Regions from separate parts of the Mus musculus genome. Here region 1 is linked to region 2. A link is a loop called in an ENCODE intact Hi-C map of the cell type or tissue named here. Cell type or tissue: gastrocnemius. All regions are shown on one strand. Links, peaks and the distances in the headings refer to the core of each region. The heading gives the core; the rest is flanking DNA. Region 1 overlaps Dpf3 (D4, zinc and double PHD fingers, family 3). Region 2 overlaps Rgs6 (regulator of G-protein signaling 6).

Region 1 (8,591 bases), core at 321-8,320, 190 kb before region 2:
GGAAGGGGTCAGAGGTGGGAAGAAAGAAAACACTGGCTGGTTCCTAAGGGGGAAGGGAGCTGACCAGGAACATGTTTTTGGACATTCTATTTGGTTCTCTAGGGTCTTCTTTTCAACAAAGTGTTCTGTGCTCACCCTCAGTGATAACTAGGTGGAGAGGGACCTCCAGGGGAGGACTATACCTCTTCACAGGGAAACCCACTTTTGAGGGCTTTTGAGGGTCTAGCGCCTATCAGCTCTAGGTAGGATGCTCTCCTTGCTGTGGGAGAGAGGTCGGTCCTGTGAGCCCCGTGGGTTTGGGCTGTGTTTGATTGTAAGCCTGTGTTTTGCACACAGTAGTACCACAGAGAGTAATTACTCAAATTAGATGCCCAGGACTTGTGCTCAGTTATTAGGCTTGGGACCACACCTTTACACGATATTATAAGCAACTTCCCAGGCAATTGCATGAACTCTGGTGCTGGCTACACTGTGATCCAAGATGCTCCTACTGTAGACAAGAGCCAGAGTTGTCAGTGTGGGTAGGGCAGCTGTCTGATGGTACGGGTTTATTGGGCTGCTACCATCTTTATCAGTGACCAACATTTCCACAGTTTTGTCTTGTGCACTCCTTTCTCCTACTTATTATTGGCTTATGTTTGTGTTTCCCCATTGGAGTATTTAAAAGTAGATTCTATACATTTTATTATATATTCCAGTGTATCTCTCTTAGGCATTTTTATATGCAGCACAAATATGCCTTGTTCTAATACCTACTACCCATGCCCACTGTATCCACTCTGTATTTGCTACCTTCCTGTTAATTATCTATTAGTTGTCATATCAGATAGACTGCTATACTTATGTTCAAATAACCCTTATTCTACTTATCAGCCTAGAAGTGCCATAGTAACGATACCAACAGTTCAGATATACCCCAAAGACCCACTAATAGTTTCCTTGAAGTGAAAAAGCAGATGTTCTCCTTTAGTTTTAAGGAAATGCTATATGTTAAGCTTGATGAACTCTATAGTAAGAACAAACCTTCACTTTGTGAAATTGTGAAGGAGCAAGGGATTTGTGCTTTTTTTACTGTTTCACTCCAGAAGGTCAAAAGTTATGACCACAGTGCATGGTAAGCGCTTAGTTAAAATGGACAAGGCATCATTTAGGGGCTCAGTACTCTTTGGGGTTCAGGCATCCACTGAGTATCTTGGATCACATTCTCCATGGGTTAAATAGCACTTCCATTGCTTGGAGATTCGAATAAGTTCAGAATCTCTGTGTGTGCATGCGTGTGTCTATTTTGAGGGGTGCGCATCCTTCCTGGGTGGGGAAGTGTGCTGATTATCACTTCAGGGGTGTACAGTGCTGGGCTGTTCTGCCTTTAATGCTGTTCACACTGATCAGGGTTTGCTGCCACTGGCCCGGTCTCTCTGTCTCTCTCTCTCTCTGTCTCTCTCTCTCACTTGCTTGGCCATATTATTTCACTGTGGTGTGTGTGTGTGTGTGTGTGTGTGTGTGTGTGTGTGTGTGTGTGTGTGTGAGTGAGAGAGAGAGAGAGAGAGAGAGAGAGAGAGAGAGAGAGAGAGAGATTCCATCACTGAAGGATCACAGGGGTGTGGAGTTTCCATGCCTGTTGTGAACGCCAAGTACCTCTCATCCTGCTTCCGCCATCCCCCTGCCCCTGCTGGACTTTGTAGAGTACACCAAGGAAGACAGCCCAGGTACTTCTGGCATGAGTATGGAAGATGGAACCCCCTTTAGTGATAGGGATGTCGTTTTTGTTGAGGTGTCAGGAGCAACAGCGCCCACTGGCCCCTATACTCATTCAAAAGCAGGCAGAGTGAAGGGCTCCGGAGTGAGCCCATTACAGAGAGCCAGGACTCCATGCTTGGGTGCTTTATGTTTTCTATTCTCCATTTCCAACAGCTCATTGTAGCAGTGGCTAACAACACATGCTAGTCCAGACTGTAGGGTGCTATAAATATAACATATGCACCACATTCTCATAGCTTAGAATAAAAAAAAAAAAAGAATGTACAATACCTCGTTGTTAGCTTTAACAGTAACGTGTTTTGTTATATTTGGTTAAAATGGTACTGAAATTAAAATGTACCTATCTCATTCGATTTTAATTTCTATTTTTATCGTTTTTGGAGTACCTGGCCTGAACCCGGGTTTAAACGTGCTAGCTAGTTGCTAAGTACTGAGCTATACTCCCAGCTAGCCTATCTCATTCAAAAAACAAAACAAAACAAAACAAAACGAACAAACCAAAACAGCGAATGGAAAAAGTAGCCATATAAGAGTGGCTTGGCATTCTGGAAAGTTTAAGCAACCTGCTCACACTTCCTCAATCAGGTCAGAAAGAGAGAAGGATTCGAACCGTGCCTTTTCCCACTGAGTCCTGCCTGGCCCAGGACCCCGCCAGTCTAGGTTGAATGATGAGTTGAACAAAGGAAGTAGGAAGAAAAGTCATATTTGAACATCATGATTGGATGACAGCTAATGGCTCCAGGTTGTATGGTGTGGCCACGCCACCATGCTGAGAGCCATGGAGGAAGCAGAGGGGTATACGAGTGAGTCTCTGAGCTGAACAAGTGTGGGAAGCCACCTCGTTCACAGCTCTAAGTTTTTATAGGGCTTTCCAGCTGCTGGTGGAACTTTCTGGCCACTGGAGAGCAAGCACACGGGGTCTGACATCTCTCTGTATGGTCTGGTCTTGGTCTCACCTGAGAGCTTGTTGGAAATGTAGGAGGACCCCAATCTCTATCCCACAGGCCACTGACAAGATCTCAGCTACTCTGAAACATGAAGGGTGCCAGGGCTTTGGTAGTGAGTCTCCAGTGGGTTTCCTTTATTTTATCTTCTACCCCAGGAGTACCAATCTTAGCTCTACCACCTCCTGCATGATTCCTTGGGTGGATCATGTAACTTCTGTGATCTGGGCCTCAGTTTGTTCATCAATAAGTTGGGAATAACAACACACAGCCAAATTTGTGCGCCTAATAAAGGGCAGATAAAGAAGGATATTGCAAGCGAAGTGGATGACTTTCTGAGTTTTAATATTATTTATTATCTGGGAGGGGGTGAGGACAGCTCATCCCCAACAATTAAAAAGGAGCCTTTGGTAACTTTAACATAAGAAATTAATGAAATTCCTGTGACTTTGTATCATCAACCAACCAATCATCAATAAATCAAATAACCAATAAATCAAATTAGTAATTACTCGTACACTTGTAGTACAGCCCAGTGGTTGTGTACTTGTATGCGCACAGGAAGATGCCAGGGGTCTTGCTAAAGAGCGAATTCTGATTGATAGTTCTGGGATATGGGGGGATATGAGGTCTTACTTTAATGGTAAACTCCTGGGTGTTGCTGGTTCGAAGATCAGGCTTTTGATGGAAGCTAGTAGAGCCCCCTTCCTTTCTCTCTCTGCTTCTCAAATTCTTTACACCGTTATCAAATACTGACAGCCCTCTAAAAGCTTTTGTTCTGGGTCTAGCAGGTGACAGCAATTTCACTAATGATTTGCTATATTAGAAATTAAGACAGAATTCAGCTCATGAATATACAAGTGCACACCGGAAGCCCCGTCAAATGTCATGCATCCTCTTGGAAGCCCCCACTGTACACTCAGGAGGAAGTGAGAATGAACAAGGCAGATGATCCTTTAATGACACCAGGAGAGTGGCTTTTGTTAAAAAAAATACTCATTTTTAGTTATGTGTATGTGGTTATATGCAGATGAGTTCAGGTGTCCTCAGCAGCCAGAAGAGGGTGCCAGATCCCCTGGCTGTAAGCCTGCTTGTTGGTGGTGGGTATTGAACCTGGGCCCTCTGGAACAGCAGCAAGTGCTCTTAACTGCTAAGCTATGTCTCTAGCCTGTCGAAGTGATCTGGTGCACATCTTAGACACACCATTCAAGAACAGCTTTTGTTAGAAGAACTACCCTTGACCAGAGTCTCTTTTGTCCTCATTTCCAGCCTTTTTTGTTGTAGGGAACCCAATAGCAAAAGAATGGAGAAAGACTTGAAACCTTGGGGTCATTGTCCACAATATGAGTGATCTTTGAAGATATAGACCATAGAAAGGCAGGAAGGTGACAGGGTATCAGAACTGAGGAGAATCAGGACCCCGCCCATGGCCTCTGCTTCCTCTTTCTTCTCCCAGGTGCCTGGGTTTCCTGTTCCGTGGGGCATGAGACCCTGGAGCTCCTGGATTTAAGGGTCTTTGCAACTGCGGTTACCAACAGGGGTCACTGTTTTCAGGTTCCAAGTCCCTTGAAGGTGGAATGTGAGTGGCCCCAGTTAGAGTTAAAATAGGTTTGGCCAAGTCATTAGTTGAGCCCTCCTGAGCCTACTGTATGGCCAGTAAGATGGGACCCTGTGGTATATAGTCATGGCTGCCATGGCTTCATGTGTGAATGGGAAGTGAGTATCCTCAGGGAGGAGGGTGGGTCTCTTTTGGAGAATAAAGTCCAAAGTGTTCTGTATCCGAGTCTAGAAAGCTGTCCTTCTGTTTCCAGGGCTCTGGGACCTGGAAAGGTATGGAACCTACTCAGAGCCAGCACTGACTGACAGACAGGGATAGCAACATGACTGGTCCTATTCACAGGATGATGACAGGAATCATCTGAGCTAATGTATGTGGAAGAGCCCAGGAGACTGTTAGGGGTTCAGAGTAACGTATAAAATGCCATCTTTCCCCTCAGGACCCAAGACTCAAATTGGGGAGGTGCTAAGTGAGATTCATGATACAGTAAGATGTCTGCTGGCTTCTCATTGTGTGCCAACCAAACACAATGAGAGCCTAGAGGATCCACATGGCCATGGAGGGGTTAATAACTTCCTGTGGGCTTAACTATATCCTGTGGCTTTCATTCCTAATCCCAGCTACCTCAACTATGCTGCAGAGATATGCCCAATGTATTTATTCATTTACTTACAAATATATTGTTTGAGGCATAGTCTTTTAAGTAGCTTTGGGTGGTCTAGAACTTTCTGTGTAAACCAGGTTGGCTTAAACTTTCAGTTTTCATTCTGCCTCTGTCTCTGTTTCCTGAGTGCTGGGGTGACAGATGTACACCACCACATCTGGCCTGCTGTTGCCCATTTTATAAATGAATAAGTTGAGGATTAGAGGGAGGGGGCCAGAGAGATGGCTCAGTGGCTAAGAGCACCGACTGCTCTTCCAGAGGTCCTGAGTTCAATTCCCAGCAACCACATGGTAGCTTACAGCTATCTATAATGGGATCTGATGCCCTCTTCTGGTGTGTCTAAAGACAGCTACAGTGCACTTATATACATAAAATAAATAAATCTTTAAAAAACAAAAGACTTAGAGGGATAGCTTGTTCTGTGACAGCCAGCTGGTGCTATCTGTGGTTTGGATGTGGCTTGAGCGCCCCTGAGACTTCATGTGATGAAATTTAAAGGTCAGTTGAGATGCAGAGAGGTCAGAAACTGGATGACCGTTGTATTCAGAATGGGCCTTTGGAAAGTCACCAGGATTATTAGGTAAGGCCAGGGTAGGGCTTCTCCCGAGGACCTAAAAAAAGAGACAGAAGGACTGAAAGAGACACAAATGAGGGCTCTCTGTTTCTTGCCATGGGATGCTCCGTGTTGCCTATGGATTTTGGTAGCAAGGAGAATATCACCAGATGTGTCCCCTACACGTTGCACCTCCAGATCCATGAGCCAGATTTCCCCTCTTTTCCTTTTGGGTATACTAACCTCAGGCCTTTTGTTATAGTAATGAATATCTGCCTGTTAGAGCTGGAATTTAAATGTAGACTCGTCAGACCTTTAAGACAACATTGTTTTAGTCTGAAGCGTTGCAAGAAGATTTTTGGAGGGCGAACACTAGCAGGACTAAAATGTAGATTGTCTGTGCATGGCAGAGGAGAGGCAATCATACAGAAAAACGGGACAGCAAAGATATAGACGCAGCCTGAGCCTGGATGAGATGGTTGGGTTGGCGGTAGGCTGCCATTGGCTATAGAAGCCTACCATAGGTGGCAATGGAGGCCTGTGAGGGAGCGAATGGCCTCAGAGCTCCCACTCTCATCTCTGTTGTCTGTGTGGCCGGGTAGTCATGTAGGACGGGCTAGGCTGGGCTGTGGGGAGGTAGAGTTGCAGCCGGGGGCTTTCCTAGGGAGTTCAGGATCAGCTGATGGCCTTGGAGGAAAAGCATTGGGATGCCAATAAAGAACAGCCACAGTCAGCTCACTGCCTGGTGGCCCACTGTCATGACAGTGGTGGCCCATACAGGACTCGACCTCCTGTGAGAGACTGATAGAAAATCAACAAGTCAACTCAATTCATGTACAATGCAGTACCCGATAACAGCAAGTGCCCTGGCTAAACATAAAGCAGAGAAGAAGGAAAAAAAGAAAGAAAGAAAAAAAAAAGAATAAGAAAGGATTCAGGTGGACATCAGTGGGCTAGGAAGGGCTTCTTGGAGGAAGTGGCATTTGAACAGGACACATGGGATTCAACCTTCCGTCTTCCAGGAAATCAAGCATTCTATGGCCTCCAGAGAGTTCTACACATATCACCTCAGATGCCCTTATGGTCTTTATCTCTGTTTGCCAAACCAAGGCCTTGGGAGTGTGGGAGCATTCGGCCTCCCTGCTGGGCAGCCCAGCACCAAGGGGAGGGAGCCGGCTCTCAGCAGGGCTGTTCTTTCTCTCCTGCTGACTCCCTCAGAGGCCCTTCCCCTCCCCTGCTCTGTTCTGCCTGTCCCCTCATCTCCTGCCTTGACAACTGGCCAGCCTTGCAGAGGCCCCTCCAGCATTTGCTGTGGCCTCATCATTCTGCCTGACTTGCTTTTACCTGCTCCAAGGGGCTGTGACCGGGCTGCCAGCTGTGCATGTCAAGCAGTCTTGGCTTCACTGAAGAGGGGTGGGGAGGGCCGGGGCCATAAGGTAACCACCCTTAGCATCCTGAGCCCAATATCTGTCAGTGCCTCAGAGTGATGGGGGTGCTCACTGGGTATTGAGTGTGTCTGAAGGAGGAAGAGGAGGAGGAGGAGGAGGAGGAGGAGGAGGAGGAGGAGGGGAGGAAGGGGAAGAGATGGATGAAGGGGTAAGGAGGAGGAGAAGGAGAAAGAGAAAGAAGGGAAGAAGAGAGTGGCTTTTACTGATTATCTCTGGTAGGGATGAGGGGCAGGGAAGTAGGAAAGCAGTGACAAGGAGGGAGGTGGAATTCCTCCTCCTCCTCCTCTTCTTCCTCTGCCTCCCCCCTTCTTCTCCTCCTCCTCCCCCCTCTTCTCCTCCTCCTCCTCTCCCCTTCTCCTCCTCCCCCCTCCTCCTCCCCCCTCCTCCTCCTATTCCTCTTCTTCCTCTTCCTCCTCCTCCTCTTCCTTCTTTTTTCTCTTCCTTGTCATCATCATTTTGAAAAAGACAGGGTTTTGGCAAGGTGGAGTTGCTTGTGAAGTGTGTGTATTTTGAGAGTGAGTGCCACAGGCTTGGAGAGTGGGTCCGTCTATAGTGAAGCCCCCGGTAGTATATATGCGCCTGCATTTGTGAGTGTGTGCATGTGGGAAAATCCATCTCAGACTTTCCCACTGTGATCCTTGGGACCACTTCTTTAGAGCAGGTCCTGGGCCTGCACCCCAGACTTCTGTCCTGCCATGGCCCTCTCCTGCTGACCCTTCCTCTCTGTCTCTGAAGACTGCAGCCAGCTCTTTTCAATGGCTGGGAGTTTACCACTCCTCATTAGCAATGAATGACCAGGAGAAGGCTAAGGGACCGCAGGAAGGCCAGCATGGGGCTTACAATGACTTATTAATAAGTCTTCCTGCTTTCTGGTGTCTGCTGTGGAGTGCAGAGCTGCTGCCTGCCTTTCAGGCTAGTCTCTGTTACTACTGAAGTTTAGCTCCTTCTGCCCTGCCCCTCCTCTAGTCATGTGACCCACCCAGGGAGACATCCAGGGTTCTGGTGTAGGTAGGTATCAGGAATCCAGCTCCAGTTGACCTAAAGGCCAGGGTCTGATGGGAGGCCTGAGGTAGACTACATACAGGAGCCCTGCCTGAAGCCCAGCCCTACTGTGAAGGCCAAACATGGAGGAGGAGACTGGACTCCTGAGGCCTTTAGGGTAGGTAGTGAGGGCACAGGAACCTGGCACCCCAGCACAGCTGTTATACTTCCTGTTCCTTCACCCCCAGGGTGCTCATCAGCTGACCAGCATACAGAGTATCCTGACATCTTATGTCATGTTGTAGGAGAGTGTCTGTCAGTAGAGTTCACTGTCCGTGAGGTAGAGAATGCTGTATGGTAAAGAGGCCCCATATTTGATAGATACGGGACTGTGTTAGACTTCTGTCGCTCTGTGTGGCAAGGCACTCGTGAAAGCCTCTTAAGGGAATAAGGATTTATGTTGTCTCATGGCTTCAGAAGGGTCAGCCGCAGTTGGCTCTCTCCATTGCTATGGGTCTGTGGGGAGGCAGAACGTCACACTGGCAAAGAGTGTACAGCTGCATACAGTAGTTTGCTTCTCTGTAACCAGGAAACAATGAGGGAAAGAAAGAAGACTTGCCCAGGACAGTTAGTTATAAGCTTTAAAGACATACCCCCATACTGTCCTACGTACTCCAGTTTGGCT
Region 2 (8,591 bases), core at 131-8,130:
GAAGATGCTCTGGGCCTTCCTGAAGGTGCTGAGTATCAAATCTGATGCCCAGAGACTCTCAGGAAGACATGGATGGGAAAGCACCACTATTGAAAAGAGATCAGCCAGTGCTCGGGCTTTGTGCTGTAAGAGCATCCCTTAATTGGAGGGCTCAGGGATAACTGTGATGCCCTTCATTTGTAACTTTTCTCAGGGAGGGGTTAATTCCTTCCCACACTCCACTGACCTCCTGAAGGCTGTGCTGTTGGGAGGATCTACAAACTCAGCTGGTTCAGCCCACTTCCTGGATTGAAGTGATTCTTCCATTTGCGTTCACACCCATGGGGAGACGAAATGCTTTTGACCCAAAGGTTTACATAGGTAGGCACAGATTGATGAAATTGTTAGAGCCATAAGTGTCCCCTAAACATGGTCAGTTTAGGGGGCTTGAGCCTCAAGAAATAAGAAATGCTTTGTTTGAATTTCTCCCCTGAGATTTGGGGTATAAGTACTCCAAGTCCATAACCTTGATCTTTTTTTTCCAGTGCTTAAATAGTGGGTACCAGAGTCACTGTGTGTGGAAGCCTCAGCCTCCCTCTACTAGAATCCATCCTCCAACAAGGGAATTGGCAAAAGACTAGTTTTCACATTCTCTAACCCAGGGTCTATATTCAAAGGAAGGGCTTGGGAACCACCAGAGCTGAACTTTTGACAACAGACCTTCCAGAACTCCTTTCATCTTTCCCAGAGTCTTGGGAGTTCTTCTGATGGTTGTCTAAGAACAGGAAGGTGGACATAGATGTTCTTCGGGACTCTGGAGTTACATGGCACCAACCAGATAGGCAGACAGGCAAACATGAGGTACAGTTGCCAATACACAGAGAAGGATGTGGGGTTGAGAGGCGATCTGACAGAAAGCCTGTGGGTGGACAAGTGTGTGCTTGGGTACAGGGATTGAAGACCTGGTGTGAAGAAGAAAGGTGTGTGTGTGTGTGTGTGTGTGTGTGTGTGTGTGTGTGTGTGTGTGTGTGTGCATGTGCGCGCACGCATATGTATGCAGTAAGATTGGAAGTGGTAGATTGGGAGCTGAAAGTGGACAGAGGATTGGCAGGCTCTCCAGACCCATGAGCCCCCTCTTGTCTTTCCCTTTCCTAGCCCCATGTACCATTCTATATTCCTTCTCTCCAGAAATCCAGCTAAATTTGGCCCTGTTCTAGGGACCCTCACCACCTGCATGCTGAGGGCTTTAGGGTTCTGTGAACCAAGACTCCAAGGGCTGTAAGAGCCATGATTTAATTTCAAGTGGAAGAGGAGGAAGTGGCTGGAATGTAGTTACTTCCTGGTTCAAAGAAGAAGAACTTTAGAGGCAACAGTGCTGTAAGGAGAGACCCATGGCCAATCTTGGCGATTATTTGGATAGCTAAAAGATCCCCTTAACATCGACAAGACCTTTCTTTCCCAGGACGGGGTTGGGTTCGTTTGCTCCCTTTCTAGTCTGGCTAAAGAGGGAAGGACTGTTGAGAGTGACTAGAGGAAACTGGCAGTGAAAGTCTCTCTGGTATCCTAAGAGATTTGCTTGGGTCACTGCCAACCTGACTTTCTGGAGCTGAGCTACTTTGGCAATGATATCTGGTCACACTCCTCTCACTACAGGCAAAACAGGCAGGCAGAGGCCCGGAGACACTAAGGCAGACTGCATATCCTGTATATCAGGGGAAGGGGGACATCTGGAACTGTAACCTTCCTCACTGTTTACGATCGGAGGGTAGCAGACAGAGGAGGGGAGAGAAGAAAGGAAAAAAATAAATAAAACCCAAGGGATGATATTCTCATTTCACACCAGCAGCAAGCAGCAGCAAGAGTCGACAGTGCTAAGAAAGGCAAGCTCGCCCTTCCCAAGATACCTTCTTCTTGGCCAGCAACAGATCCTGGTAAGCGTTGGACCGTAGGAAGCGGGCATAGCTGTCACTCTTCATCAGCTTGTAGATGTGCTCCTGGAGATGGAGGGGAGTAGAGAGACAGAGAAGGAACCATCAGTTGAAGCTAAAGGAAACTGCAACCCAACTGACCTGGGGGTGGGTGGGCAAAGGAACCTAGGAATGTTTGAATGGAGTGAGGAAAACTTGCCATGTGTCCCACCTCGCCCACATCTCATGTAAACCAAGAGATAAAGAAACAAACAAAATGGTATTTTTCTCTCACAAAGCAAGAGATCCTTGAGGTTCATGTCTCAAAGGATTTGTTCAGGTCTGGGTGTCATGTTGGGGTATTTAATGGTTATAGCCACAATAACTAACAGCAATTGGAAGAAATAAACTACTGGTATACACTCAAACTAGGGAGAATCTCAAGGGAATTAGGATGAATGAAAAACTTGGCCCTCACTTGTACTATATGATTCCATTGATAGAATATTCTTAAAAGGATGGATTAGAGAAATAGATTAGTAATGGCCAGAGGTTAGGGATGGGAGAAATGGGTGGTTATAAGGCAACAGGAAGGATCTTTGTGGTGATGGGTGGTTCCGAATCTTGACACATGTACACAGGTGATACAGGTGTGAAGGATGGAGTACACATGAATACATGTACAACTGGTAAACCCAAATGAAATCAAAGGATGCTGCTACACCGTTACAATGAATGCAGTAGTCTGCTACAGGTTCTCAAGATGCTGCCATGAGGGAGTTGAATAAACAAGTCCATCTCTCTATTCTTTAACAACTTTCTGGTATCTACAAGTATCTCTAAATAACAAGTCCAACTTTAAAAATAGCCAAAAGAGTCTGAGGAGATGGCTCAGTGGGTAAGAGTTCTTGCTGTGCAAACATGAGGACCTGGGTTTGAACTCCCAGCACCCATGTGAAAAACTGGGTATGGCTGTTGCATGTGCCTACAAACCCAGTGCAGCAGGGGCCAGAGACAGGAGAGTTGGATCTCTGGGGCTTGATGGCTGCCAGCCTAGTTCCAAGATTCCAAGATCAGTGAGACATTGTCTCAAGGCAAGAAAGGGAAGGACAATGGAACAGGATAATTGACATCCTCCTCTGACCTCTGTATATGTACACACCATACCATGCATATGGACATGCGTGCTTGTGAGCTCCTGCATGTGCATGCATGCATGTGCATGCACACATACACACACACACACACACACACAAACACACACACATACACACACACACACACACACACACTGGAAACAACAATATAACTGAATCAGTTTATAGACATTGGGGCCATCATCTTGGCCTGGAACATGACCCTTCATAACAGGATCATGGGGCACACGGGCACATATGCCAGGCCTTAAGGTGGCATTCAGGAGAAGGATACATGGTGGCAATGCTGCTGCTTTTCCTCTGGGGCTCTGAAAAGACCCAGGGGTCAAATATATGACCCCTGACTTACAGCTAGGTCCTATCTATCTGCATGTTCTTCTCTCAGTCTATTCTTATCGAAAGGATTGCTTGTCTCTTGAGGCAAGCTTGTCTGTCCCAAGAACAGTGCTGCTGTGAGGGAGAGTGGGTCATCTCTGATGGTGGAGTGTTGACAGGCAGCTGGGCTGGTAAAGGAAGCATCATCCCTCACGATGCTCACTGTCCCTCCAGGAAGCTGGGCAAAGGCCTCGGGGCCAGAGGGACTGGAGGGCTGGTCGACGAAGAGAGAGAGCCCAGCTGAAAGTCAGAGATACTCAGACCTCTTTCTGGCTTCTCTTCCCAGAAACACCATGTATGGAGGAGGCAGAATCTCAAATCCATTGGGGGACACATATTTTTTTTTCCTCATTTTTATTTTACTTTTAAATGTATGGCTAGTTTACCTGCATGTATGTCTGTGTACTGGGAACACGAAGTGCCTGCAGAGGCCAGAAGAGGGTGTCAGATCCCCTGGGACTGGCAGTTGTCAACAGCCTTGTGAGTGCTGAGAGTCAAACCCAGGCTCTCTAGGAAAGCATCCAGTCCAGTCCTCTTAACTGCTGAGACCTCTTTTCCAGGCCTGGGGATGGGGGAGGGGAACTGGCTTTTTTTTTTTTTTTTTTTTTTTTTTTTTTTTTTTTTGTAGCCTGGCTAGAGAATCCTGGAAATCCTGGAACAATGACTAAGCCGTGCCAAGACTCTTCCCTATCCAGCATAAAAGGCACATAGCCAAGGCATAGAATTAACCGAGGTGTCTACCAACTCATGAATGGATAAAGAAAACGTGAGAAATATATTTTATACATGGCCTCCCCACACATACACCACAAACACCACACAATACACTCCCACATATATCACACACACATGCACACATAGACACACATACCACACATACACACATCGCATACATACACACATACCACATACACACATATCACACATATACACACCACACACACAAGCATACCACACATGTACATACATATAATACATGTACACACATATACATACCACACATACAATGCACATACACACCACATAGTTGCACATAAATACACATACCTCCCCCCACCACATACATACATCACAAACACACCACATAAACATACACAAACACACACACTATACACATATGCCACATATACACATACACACACACCATTACACATACCACACATACACACACTACATACACACTACACACACACACATTATACACATACCCCTCCATTCCCCCCACCTCACCCCCACAGTGGATACTCTTGAGCCCCGAGCAGGAAAGCCACTATTTACCATGGTGTAGATGAACCTAGGTGTAATGAAATAAGCCAGGCACAGAGTAACAAACACTGCCTGACTCCTTCCATGTGGACGCTAACATATCACACTCACACAAGCAGAGAGAGTGGACAACAGCTGCTGTGGACGACGGGCTCAGGGGAGGGAGGCTGAGGGATGCTGGGGCACAGAGGAAACACTTTATTCAGACAGGAGGAGTAAGCTCAGGGTATCTATAGTGCACTGTGGTGGGATAAAGTACCTGGTAATTTTGAAATTTCAATTTGAATAATTTTAATAAGAAACCCCAAGTATGTGGAATGATATGTATGTTAATTTACTTGATTCTGGCATTTTTACAGTATGTATATGTGACAAAATATCATGTTTATATCATGAAAATAAATGGCTTTTTACTTGTCAGTTATGAACAGTGGAAGCCAAAGGAAGAAACAGAAAATATTCTGGTTACATGAGGAATCACTGTGGCTCGTCCTCAGTTGGACCCCAAAGGACCCTGGGATCAGTCTTGGTCTTCCCAAGATGCCCTGTATTTCCAAAACACTGTATTGGTGAGATGGCATCCAATAAAAATGGACCCACGGCATGGGATGTGGGGAAATTAAACAGTGGCTGCCGCAGAGACTTCGTGTGTTCTCAAAGCTTTATTGACTTTACTGTGAAAGGTTTTCCTGAAAACCTCACAGAGATACGCAGTCCCCCCAGTTTAAGTCTCCAGATGATGGTGCGCAGTGTGTCTTCATCTTTTAGCTATGCACCCTGTCCATCACAGCATCAAGACATTTAGTTGATTATACTGTGCTGTGGATGGTTTGGATGTTCAGAGCCCAGTTAGTGTCTGAAAGAACAAGTTGTGACAAGAAGAAAAAGGTTGGGTTTCTGCCTCCCTCTCAGCCACTCTCACCGTGGGCTCTCTCCTCACACACACTCCCTGCCATATTGACACACAGTCGAAAGGCCCTCACCAGCGCTCCCAACAGATAGGCTTGCCTGATCTTAGAGTTTCAGGTTCTAAAACGGAACTAAATAAAATTTTCTACTCTGTGGAATACCCATCCTCAAGCAGTTTGATACAGAAACAAAAACCACACAGTGTCTTGGTTCATTAATATGCTTGCTTGAGTTTAATGTTCAAGTTTGCAGGCTCTGGGCTTGCTTTAGTTTATGTTTGCCCTAAGCATCTGCTTCCTTATTCTGTAGGGAAGGAGAGTAAGGACCGCACACTCCACATAGGGCTGGGAACCTCTGAGCTCAAACATCCTCCTCGGCCCCAGACCCAGGAGTACCATTGCTCTTTGTTCCTGTGTGATGTCTACATTGCTCTCCTATTAAAATCAGAGGGGCAAATATTAACTCTGAGTGGTGGTGACTTCCTGACTTTTCATCCTTTCTTCCTTATCTTTTTTTCTTATCAAGCATCATCCCAGTCAGGTGGCATCTGAGTCACCCCCCAAGGCCTGTCCCTTTAAGACAATGCATCTCTGCTGCTTCTGGCTTCTCCCAGGAATCTAAATGCTGACTATGTAATGCTTCGTGACCACCCTCCTCTTCTCTACAAAGTCCAAGGAGACCTCCCCTAGCCTGGCTCTTCTGGCCTCAACCACAAACTTCAACCCTGTTCTGCTTAATTCCAATTTCCTCATTGCAGTCAGGAAAATCTTGGTTCATTAGCAAAAAAAGATCTTGCCGACTGAAGTAGGGCAGGAAAAGGCAGGTGTTTAAATGTTTAATCATGGCTTCTGTCACTAGCTATTTGTTGAGCATCTAGTAGGTACCAGGTACTGAACCTGACATCATGAGGTGGTAGTCTGAAGAAGACAAAGAGAGCTTTGTTGCCATATAGCTTAGAATCTATAGACAAGACAGACTTTTTCACCAAGATTCGCAGAGCTGTTTGAGCTAAGGTTGCAACGGGGTCCAAAAACAGCTGCTATGCATGGGTGTGTCTGGGGCTGAGCTGATCTTACTGGGTGGGGAAAGGTGTCCCATCTACCAGAAAATGCCTCTTCAAGGCAGGAGGGTCTGCCCAAATGTTGCTGAAGGGAAAGAGCTGCAGAGTATGATCTGGCAGAGCAGGCAGGACATCCCAGGGCAAGCAGCCTGCAGTGACTCATTCTCCAGGGCACGCATCAGTGTGTGTTCAGGGAAAAGCAGAAACACTGCTATTACCTTCCCTAAGTGGTCAGCTACGAAGTCATATACCCAGGTAAGGACTGTTTGGGGGAAAGTAGTCAGTGAGAGCAGACTGGCTGGAAGGGGGTGTTCCCACCAGTCCTGCTGCTCACTGTTGATTGACATCACGATGCCTCAAATCACCCTACATGGACACACACACACACACACACACACACACACACACACACACACACACACGGTGGGGTGGGGTGGGGGGTTGGGGGACAAGAGTGTTCCTATCATTCAGGTCTGACAAAAGCAGGCCTTTGACACTCTGGAGATCTCCCAGGCCCCCAATGGGGGGCCATGGCTCCAGGTTCTTTCTGGACGGAACCTGGCTTTCCCACAGGCTAGGGATTCGGTGACTCCCTTGTCCTGTTCCTCCTCCCCAAGACAAAGAAATGTTGCCTTTGATGTCAGGAAAGCGTGTTCCTTCCAGTTTTGTCTAGGAAACACAAAGACAGTAAACAGGGGGTGGGTGAACCCAGAGCTGAGATTTTTCTGGGAATGAGAATTAAGATCAGACTCGGGGTCTCTGGCCATTTCCCAAATGCAATGAGTTTATCACCGCCAGGGACAGCAAGTGTCCAAAGCTCTTGGCAGTGACCTCTGCTGATTTATGAGGGTTTCTGGTGTGTTTGCACCATTCTGCCGACAACTGGTCCTAAGGGAAATGTATATCTAGCATCCGCAAACTACAAGGGAACCACTGGAGAGCCCAGCCAAGTCCTGGGTGAAGAAACAGGGCTCGAGAAAAAGCCTGTTCCTTTCTTCTTTTGCCTTCCCTTGTCTTCTCATCTTGCCCTGACTTTCCTTCCTTCTCTTCTGCTTATCAACTACCTGCCCCTCCCCCATCTCCCTCTATATATTATGGAGATGAAGGCTGACCACAAAAAGGCAGAGCCACATGGCCATACCTGCCCCCCAGACAGCTCCAGGAGGGACAACAAGAATGGCTCTATCTATATTAAGAAACCACAATTTTAGGACCTAAACCACACAGATGTCTTCGCCACACACTTTCCAGTGGTAGGAAGGACTTGAACCCCTTTAGTGGTTGACAGTGCTCAGAGATGTCCCTCTGCTGACACACATCTCCTTCCTTGTCCCTTCCTGGCCCTGGCTGCTCTGCCAATGGGTCCTCTGCTTGCCTGGGATACTGAGACAGAAGCAGGAAGGCTGGCAAAGGGTCAGCAAGGGTCTAGGAAACACAAGAGCTGGGGTAAGCAAGCAATACATGCTGTCTCCTGACCACACCTGCTCCGAATCAATATTTTGCTGTGAGAGCCCTCATTTGGAAACATCCTTTGTTTTTTAGACAAAACACTGGGACTCTGAGGAGAGGTGTGTGTGTAGGTGGGTGGGGAGGTAGTCAGATGAGTGTCCAAGGCCTTGGGCTCAAAGCATACCGGAGTAGCTGAACCTCTTAAGAATACTGTCCTATCTTCTTCTGAGCTGCAGCCTCCTAAAACAGCACAGACCTCACCTCCCAGCAGAAGAGCATCTTTCTGGAGTGGAAACCACTCGGTTGGAATGTGCATAGCGGCCAAGAGCCCTCCTTGTGATTTTTCAAGTGTCCTATTTTTCTTTCTGCAGGTGCACGTGCCCCATTGTGACCCTCCATTCCTATAATAGCCATACTTGGGGAGCTGTCAGGTCCCTCGAAGGAAAATGAGGGGCAGGATGCGATGTGTATAGGGGGCAGGGGAGGGGG

The links. Peaks named below come from ENCODE experiments on the same cell type or tissue, not always from the same donor. Only the 100,000 strongest peaks of a DNase experiment are listed, where the experiment ranks them.
Region 1: it touches region 2 in a loop (2.1-fold over the local background); 2 of 42 quality-filtered maps call a loop at or near these places.

What each region holds. Positions count from the first base shown.
Region 1 is chr12:83,315,937-83,324,527 of GRCm38, reverse strand. All of the region lies in intron 5 of Dpf3 (D4, zinc and double PHD fingers, family 3), which reads left to right. Among named protein-coding and RNA genes, the nearest start is that of Gm51988, 170 kb to the right of the region's middle. In gastrocnemius, for the core only: a CTCF peak has its summit at 5,262 (motif pointing left); DNase peaks (open chromatin) are centred at 3,797 and 6,770.
Region 2 is chr12:83,127,037-83,135,627 of GRCm38, reverse strand. Rgs6 (regulator of G-protein signaling 6) reads right to left here. Exons shown (of 17, transcript NM_015812.4): 16 at 1,884-1,973. Gm51988 (a long non-coding RNA gene) reads left to right here. Exons shown (of 3, transcript XR_003950211.1): 3 at 1,823-1,901. Among named protein-coding and RNA genes, the nearest start is that of 1700030I03Rik, 9.9 kb to the right of the region's middle. In gastrocnemius, for the core only: no CTCF peak of the experiment used is centred there; DNase peaks (open chromatin) are centred at 3,964, 7,202, 7,409, 8,048 and 2 more places; H3K27ac peaks cover 872 bases.